Regions from separate parts of the Homo sapiens genome. Here regions 2 and 3 are each linked to region 1. Evidence: chromatin loops called from intact Hi-C (ENCODE). Cell type or tissue: GM12878. All regions are shown on one strand.

Region 1 (2,500 bases):
GAAAACCTGATCAGTTACACGGGTCACGGGGTCCACAGGACATACAAAGCGATTACTCAGAGAAGCCTGGCTGTCCCTGCTATGGAAGCATGAGGCAAACGCTTCCCATGGGGCCCCATGGAGAGGACACTCTGTGATGCAATGAATGCTGTCAGTGACACCCTCACAGTAAACACCACCGAGTTTCACAGGCTGTTCTAAAGCTCCTCAGTGCGGGCTGATGGCATCTCACCAAAATGCGGTGCAATAAAAGCAAATCCTTGAAGAGTGGAAACCTTGCAGCCAGGTTCATGGTGGGTCTGACTTAATCCAGAGGGAGAGTTTAGAGGATTAAGACCAGGACACAGATCATCTCCTCCTCCCAAACGGCTCCTTTCAGGCTTGGCTCAGCCCCTAAATCATCAAGCAGAATCCTATTCCTCCACTCACAAGAGGCTGCAGTCAAACTGACTCCGGCAGACATTTGTTCAGTCCACACATATTCATGCAGCACCTACTGTGAGCCAGGCCCTGTGCTCTCCTATCGCACAATTACTCCCAGTAATACCAGACCCGTCATATGCCTGGAGCTTCAACCTAGCTCAGCCCAATATCACCTCAGGGCTTGCAGCAAGGACAACACCATATTTTGGCATTGGAGCCTTGGGTGAATCTCCAGGGCAGGAGAAGAACATGTGTGCCTGCTCACACACCAAAAATGTTCACTTTTGGTATTGGGTGGTTGCAGCGAAGGATGATTTGGAGGCTTGAGTATGGGCTCCCAGGAAGGACTCCATGATGGATGGGCTCTCTGTCCTGGATGAGGACAATGCACTGCAGGAGATGTGAAGTTGCTCCTATATGGAACCCCTGTCTCTGTTTTCCATCCCTGCTTTGGCCCTGGGCAGGGAAGACCAAAGCCTTCTCTTCCTCCCCAAAGCCTTCTCTTTTCTCCATCCATACAGGAAGGGCTCAAGAATATTGCTGTGCTACGGTGCTTCTGCAGGCAGGTTCACCATCTGTGTAACTGTGGCTACCACCTTCCATCTTGAACTCAGACACAGACCTCTCCTCCGAGCTCCAGATCCATATATCCAATCTCCTTCTCAATAGTCACTTGCAAGTCTCAGCCATTTCAAAGTCAACCCAAAGTGGTAATCTTCAAATCTTTCCCATTTCAACAAGTGACACCACCATCCACTAATTGTAAAAGTCAGAAACCTGGATGCCATCTTTGGTAACTCTCTCTCTCCTTCTTCCTGCAGCCAACCTATCACTAAAATCTGTGTGTTTTATCCCCAAAACATGTCTGCCACTTCTCTCCATTTCCAGCTCCACTGTGAGAGGCTGCTCACACCACCCCCTACATGCCCTGAGGAGTCTCCAGGGGCACCCACAGCCTCCTCTGGCTTTCTCTGGGTGACCCAGGGAGGGCTAGGCCCTGTGAGCCACACCGGGGCAGCAGCACTCACCAGCTCACAAGTGCTTCCCTCTTCTGCCTTTGCTGACAACAGTCCCCCAGGTAAGCTTTCGCCTTCCCCTTTGTCTCCCCTTTTCTTTCCACTTCTCTCACTTCTGCTTTCATTTTCTATTCTACTTCTTTCTCTTCCACTTCTGAGCTTTGTCTATTTCTGTTCTCTTTCTTTCTCTCCCTCCCGACTCGGGCTCCACTTGCTTCCTCTTCTTCAGATGTGACAGTCATAGAAAGTCAGAGCTGGCAGTGACCCCACCTGCCCTCTGACAGTATGGAAGGAGACTGTGAGGCTCAGAGAGGAAAGCAACTCACCCACATTCTCACAGCAGTGGGCAGCACAGTCAGCCCTAGGGCTCAGATACCCCAACCTGGTCCAGCACTCCTCCACTTATACCTCACTGTTTTGCTGCTTTTTCTTGTCCCCTGTCCCTTATCCCATGACAGTGGCCTGGTGCTGAAGACAGGCCTAGTCATTCTTTGCACAATACCAGTCGATAATTAGGTTGCATAAGTATGTATGTATCTTTCTCTCTTTCACACACACATGCACAGACACACACACACACACACACACCCCACATTTACTGCACAGATACGGACACCTGCACCCAAAGTGTCAGAGGAATGTGACTTTACCCTCTCCAAATGCTCCTTTTGTGCGTTCTCAGGCCTTCCATTCTCCTTCCGATGAGGCTGATGTATTCTGTTGCAGTTGGATGCACCTACAAAAATCCTCTTCAAAATCCCATCACTTCACCACCAAGGAATTACTAAAATACCATGAAGGAGGTGCTCAAAGGCGATATGGGGCAGAGGAAGGAATAAGTGCCTGACCCTCTGCCCCTTCTCTCCTGCAGCCCCATATGTTCTTGGCACAAGAGGGCTACAGAAATCCAATAACATCTTCGGAACCCGTCCAGATTTGACAGAGCCATCTGTGAAAAGCTGCTTGCCAGGGTGGGAGTGGCAGGGCATGCTGTGGCTATAGATTTAGGGTCAAGGCAGACTGCCAGAGGGGTGGGGCAACCAAAAGGAGGGGACATTGAG
Region 2 (2,500 bases), 51 kb before region 1:
AGAAAATTCAATACTGCAAAATCAGGTGGCAGAGGAGTGAAGCTAGCAGATGGGCAAAGGGGGCTTCAGAAGGGAAGCCAACAGCAAGATGCTCAATCGAAACAGTCCAAGGACTGCCTGGGAATCATGGGGAAACGGCAAGGCTCTGTCTGGCTTTCACAGCTTAGAGGGCAGTTGGGAGGAAATGTCCACAGCAAGGCTCCTGGTCAGCACCAAGAGGAAACATAAGCCAAGAGTCAGTCCAGATTTGGCCAGACCTCAGCACAGGAAAAGAGGAGGCCAGAAGTGTGGTGTACTCCACAGGCCACACTGACTGGCCCTTGTAAAACCACCTCACCACCTGCTGCCTTTGCTCTTCCTCTTTTCCTTAGGCTTCCACTCCATTGCACCTTTTCCCAGCGGGTGGTCCCTACAGATGTGCTGGGCTGATGGATAAACCACATGTGCTTCCCAAAGCAGAATGCTTGCCCTGCCCCCTGGTTGGCAATGCTGGGCAGTCAGTAATGCCGGGAATGACAAGAGAAATGCCTGACATGCGGAAAGTGACAAGAGAAATGTGTGGAAGGTGTGGCGGGGAGTGGCTGCAGTGCGCACACTCCACAATCAGTTTGGTAGGCCAGCAGCATGTGGAAACTCACAGAGAAAATATGTCGGCTTCAGAGAGAGGCTCCTGGGGCCCCCTCAGCCAGCACTTTGGATAGCTCCAAAGAGGAAAGTGGAGGAAGGCTGATCCCCAGTGTCCATCCAATCTTCTCTACCTGCAACTTACAAGAGTATTCTAAAGAAACACTGCACTGGAGGTGGGTACTGATGCAGCTATTGGGGAGTGAAGCAGGACCCTCACCCACAGCCACAACCACTCCCACATGGTCTCAGGGGCTGACTCATGGTGACCAGTGCTGTGGAATCATGCCCCATTACTTTTGTTTTACAGTTTCAGCTCCTGTAGAGATCATTTGTCTCTCCAAGTGCAGTCCTGTGACTGGGCACTCTGCCACCTGGTGCAAAGCCCGCTCCCCTAAAAGGCCCCTGGTTAAAGCAGAGAAGTAAAAGAGCTAGGCATAGCAGACCCAAACAAGAACATTTTGTCAAAAACAGATCTCTTTCACCAACTAAGCTTGAACAAATTGTATAAACACTATATTTAGACACTTTGAAGGAATGTTTAAAGTTTGTGTTTCCTAAATGACAGTCAGATGTCTTCCCTGACTATCTGTGATCAGCTGTAGAATTCACTTCCCCATCCCATACTCGTGATCTCCAAGAGACTAGCTACTCAGTGTGTGTGCCAAAATCTCTCAGCCATAGCCCCTTGGTGAGGAGGTATTTCTCCCAGCTATGAACTTTTTCCCATGCAGAGTCAAACCATCCGCTGGCTCAGCAAGTGTAAAGCCCCAAAAACTGTGGGTTGTTGCTTCTGAGAAATGTCCACCCCCATGGTGCTTACCTGCCACCCCCCACCACAGACCACAGACCACAGACACACTGGCCCAGGCTGACACCCACTCGCAGGCACCCCTCCACCACCCTAGCAGCTGCCTGCTTTCACACGCTGCCTCAGAGATGAAAGCGACTATGTCCCTTAAACAGAAGAGAATATTTTGAACAGAGAATTAACAGCAAATTAAACTGGTTTCACTGTACTCATTCATGCACAAAATTAGTGTGGGAGTTAAACCAAGAAAAAGCAAACAGGCGATGTGTTGCGATAATCAGAGGGCAGAATCCAGCCTCAGAAAGAAATGTTCACTCAGAGGAGGAAAGCCTGGGAGCTACAGGCTCCTAATTGGGCAAGAGTGCTACCTCTTCTCCCACCTGGAGCCAGCCTCCTTTCCAGGGCTGGGGGATCCAAAAGGGCTTGGAGATCTCCTAGGCCAGCAGCAGACAGCCTCATGACAGGTAGACACACCCTCCTGAAAAGGCCCCCGGTGCTTGCCTGCTCTGCTCCCTGGGCAGCTGCTTGCACTGCCGCTGCACAATCAATGAAAAACATTACAGAAACAACCAATTAGGGCCTGAAATGCCTTCAGGCTTTTTCCTTCGTGGGCACATCTGGCTGCGGTGGGGTCACAGTGAAACTTCTCTCCTGTGGATTCACTGGGACCCAGAATTAGCAACAATGGAATAATAACCAGCTTTAGAACACCAAGCAATTTTTAATAACTTCACAAATCTTTCCTTCCAACTCTGTCTGGTTAATCTATTACCTAATTCTTACCTTTGATAGAATTCTTACCTTTGGTCCCTCCATTTACCAAGGCCCCATCATTCCCATCCCTAGAATAAAACCTGGTCCAGGCGTACACAGTCCAGGCTGGGTGGAAGGGAAGTATACATGAGTGGACAGTGAAAGGACCCCAAACTTCCAGCCCCAAGGACCTTCTGAGAAGGAGATTCTCAGAAAGGGCAGCAGCGATCCCAAGCAAATTCATTTTAATGACAAATGATGCTGCTAAAAGTGCCGGTGCTCACTGTGCACGTCAGCACATCCTAGGCCTTG
Region 3 (2,500 bases), 52 kb after region 1:
GAAACAACTGTACTGGTGATGGAGGGGGAAACAGGACCTTCTTTATCACCTTTTCCCTCTTTTCGCAAGCAGATCATCTTGAAACCTCAATCACCAGCAGGGTCATTATAGTGTAGTGAAGGGCCCCCAGATCTTCAGCTTTGGGCATCCTCCCACAGAGCTAACACTCCATGCTTGCTGGAGAGTGAGTGAGCAGATGAATAAGATGCTTTTCCTGCCCTAGAAGGCTGGGAGCATAATGAACTCATTTGCTAGGCTGTCAAAATGAAATCTTCTCATTCACAAAGTTAGAAGTAAACATACAAGCCAGTTACAGTGAGAGGCATCTGGCAGATAATGCTACATGGTACCAGTGGGGACCATGACCTCAATCCTGTCTGTACCACCTGCACAAGCCTGGGCCTGCTGCTGGCCAGTGGGAGGTCCCTAGAATACAGTCTTCCTCATGGAGGGCACTAGGCTTTCTCATGGAGGGCACTTAGCCTTCTTGATATTGGCTAAGCTCATTCTTTCCGATCCCTGATGTCTGAAAATCAGATCCTGAGCTGCTTCCTACAGAACCCCTGACAGGCTATGAGGATCCATGCCCCACCCATGATTTGCCAAAGGGTCACCATGCCTCAGATTGGACTTTATCTACAATTGTCAGCCCCTGCTTCTTTTTTTTTTTTTTTCGTGAGACAGAGTCTCGCTCTGTCACTCAGGCTGGAGTGCAGTGGCACAGTATTTTTTTGTTTTTTTGTTTTTTTTAGCAGAGATGGGGTTTCACTGTGTTAGCCAGGATGTTCTCAATCTCCTGACCTCGTGATCCGCCCGCCTCAGCCTCCCAAAGTGCTGGGATTACAGGCATGAGCCACCGCGCCCGGCCTGTCAGCCCCTGCTTCTACCACTGCTTCTACCCTGGGGTGTGCACCCACTCCAAGTCCCTGCTACTCTCTCTACCATAATGATCCTTCCTCCAGTCTATTTAACAATGAGAAAACTGAGGCACAAGGAAGGACAGAGCTAACTGTGCACTTGTTTGCTTCCTGTACTTTAAGTCAGATAGAAAGTGGTTTTCCATCAACAAAGAAGAACCAACCCACTGCCCTCCAGGCCTCCCTGGAAAGTGTGTTCCCAACTTTCTAACCCCCAGGGGAATGATCAACAAAAGCCAGCAAAGTGGCTCTAATACATCAGATATCAGGGACCTTTGATGGAGCAGATGGTCCTGACCTCACCACTCAATGCCCCCCACCCAAGCATAGTTAAGCACTCTGACCCAAGGGCCCCACCTACAGCTGCCACTTGAAATGGAATCTGCAGAAGAAGCTGAAGAATTTCTCATGCAAAATTTTGCTTTTAAATATGAAATCTTTCCCAAGGTGTTACTTTATTATTACAGTAATTTCCTCAGAAGGGCAGACATCGAATGCTCTGTTTCTCCACCATCTTTGGAGACATGGAAATCTGACAGAAATATTCAAGTTGCTTAAGTGGCTAGTGCATAAGAGGGAAACATAAAAAGAGCTCTTCCAAGGAATGCAGACTCCTGGAATCCAGGTGCAGGAACACGCTCTCGACAGTCAATGGAGGACAGGTAAGGGTTCGGTGTGCCCCCTCCGCTGCCCCCAGAACACATAGGGGTCCCAGGTTCATCTCCTTTGGGGACACTTCTCTGCTGATCATTTCTTCTTTGGAAGGGCTGGTCAGGGCAGAGAGAGGAACGAATATACCAGTCCTTACTAGAAAGGCTGCAGGACAGGTCTCCAGCCCTGTGTCTATGAGTGTATAGGGCTGCAATAGGGGTGGGAATAGTGGAGTTAGGAGGAAGGTGCAGAGAGAGAGCTACATGGAAACTGGAGCTTGATCTGAAGTGTTGAGGTTGTCTGAACATTTTGCTCATCTCTTCTTGCATGACCATGTAAACCTAAGCTCCCAGTGAGTCAATGAAGTCTCCAATGCCCAATGGCAGAGTCAGCACTAGAACCCTTCCCTCCCCTAGATTCCAGCTGATATGAGTCTTCCTTCATGCAAAGCCTTCAAAAGTGGTGGAGCAAAGTGGCTAAAAATATAGACTACAGAGCCTGACTGCCTGGGTTCAAATCCAGGCTTGGCCACTTACTAGCTGTGTGACCTTATCAAATTACTTAACTATTATATATCTCAGTCTTCTCATCTAAAAAGTGGGAGAGGAGTTGATTATAATAATACCTACCTGATAGGTTTTGTAAGGATTAAGTGAATTAGATCTCATCAGCAGTTTCCAAATATACTGGTGCCAGGCTGTCTGCATGTGAATCACTGGGGCCCTTTAGTAAAATGCAGATCCCCAGGCCATTCTGATTCAGCAAATGCAGAGTTGGGCAAGACCTATTAGGACTTCTGACTGTAACCTGGTTTAGAAACATTCCCCTTGGCAGTGTTTCCAGGAAGCACATACATCAGGATCTCCAGGAAAGCCCACTTAAAATGCTGATTTTTAGGATCCATCCAAACCTGCTGAGCTTTTAGGGTTAGG

Evidence for each region. A loop is a pair of places that touch in the nucleus more often than their neighbours do. Peaks named below come from ENCODE experiments on the same cell type or tissue, not always from the same donor. Only the 100,000 strongest peaks of a DNase experiment are listed, where the experiment ranks them.
Region 2: it touches region 1 in a loop (2.3-fold over the local background); 2 of 110 quality-filtered maps call a loop at or near these places.
Region 3: a loop joins it to region 1, with 3 times the contacts of the local background. A loop is called at or near these places in 3 of 110 quality-filtered maps.

The regions. Positions count from the first base shown.
Region 1 is chr3:134,852,192-134,854,691 of GRCh38, reverse strand. The region is part of intron 1 of EPHB1 (EPH receptor B1); the gene reads right to left. It overlaps LOC105374121 (a long non-coding RNA gene), which reads left to right and starts at 207. Exons shown (of 4, transcript XR_924525.4): 1 at 207-293; 2 at 945-1,216; 3 at 1,312-1,501; 4 at 2,122-2,280. RefSeq lists enhancers at 1,472-1,681, 1,792-1,851. In GM12878, CTCF peaks have their summits at 1,426 and 1,737; a DNase peak (open chromatin) is centred at 1,601; H3K27ac peaks cover 1,370 bases.
Region 2 is chr3:134,903,447-134,905,946 of GRCh38, reverse strand. The region is part of intron 1 of EPHB1 (EPH receptor B1); the gene reads right to left. Among named protein-coding and RNA genes, the nearest start is that of EPHB1, 110 kb to the right of the region's middle. In GM12878, no CTCF peak of the experiment used is centred here; DNase peaks (open chromatin) are centred at 966 and 1,486; H3K4me3 peaks cover 1,335 bases; H3K27ac peaks cover 2,368 bases.
Region 3 is chr3:134,800,523-134,803,022 of GRCh38, reverse strand. The region is part of intron 1 of EPHB1 (EPH receptor B1); the gene reads right to left. Among named protein-coding and RNA genes, the nearest start is that of EPHB1, 6.5 kb to the right of the region's middle. RefSeq lists enhancers at 38-97, 118-217. In GM12878, a CTCF peak has its summit at 1,272; no DNase peak of the experiment used is centred here; H3K27ac peaks cover 1,383 bases.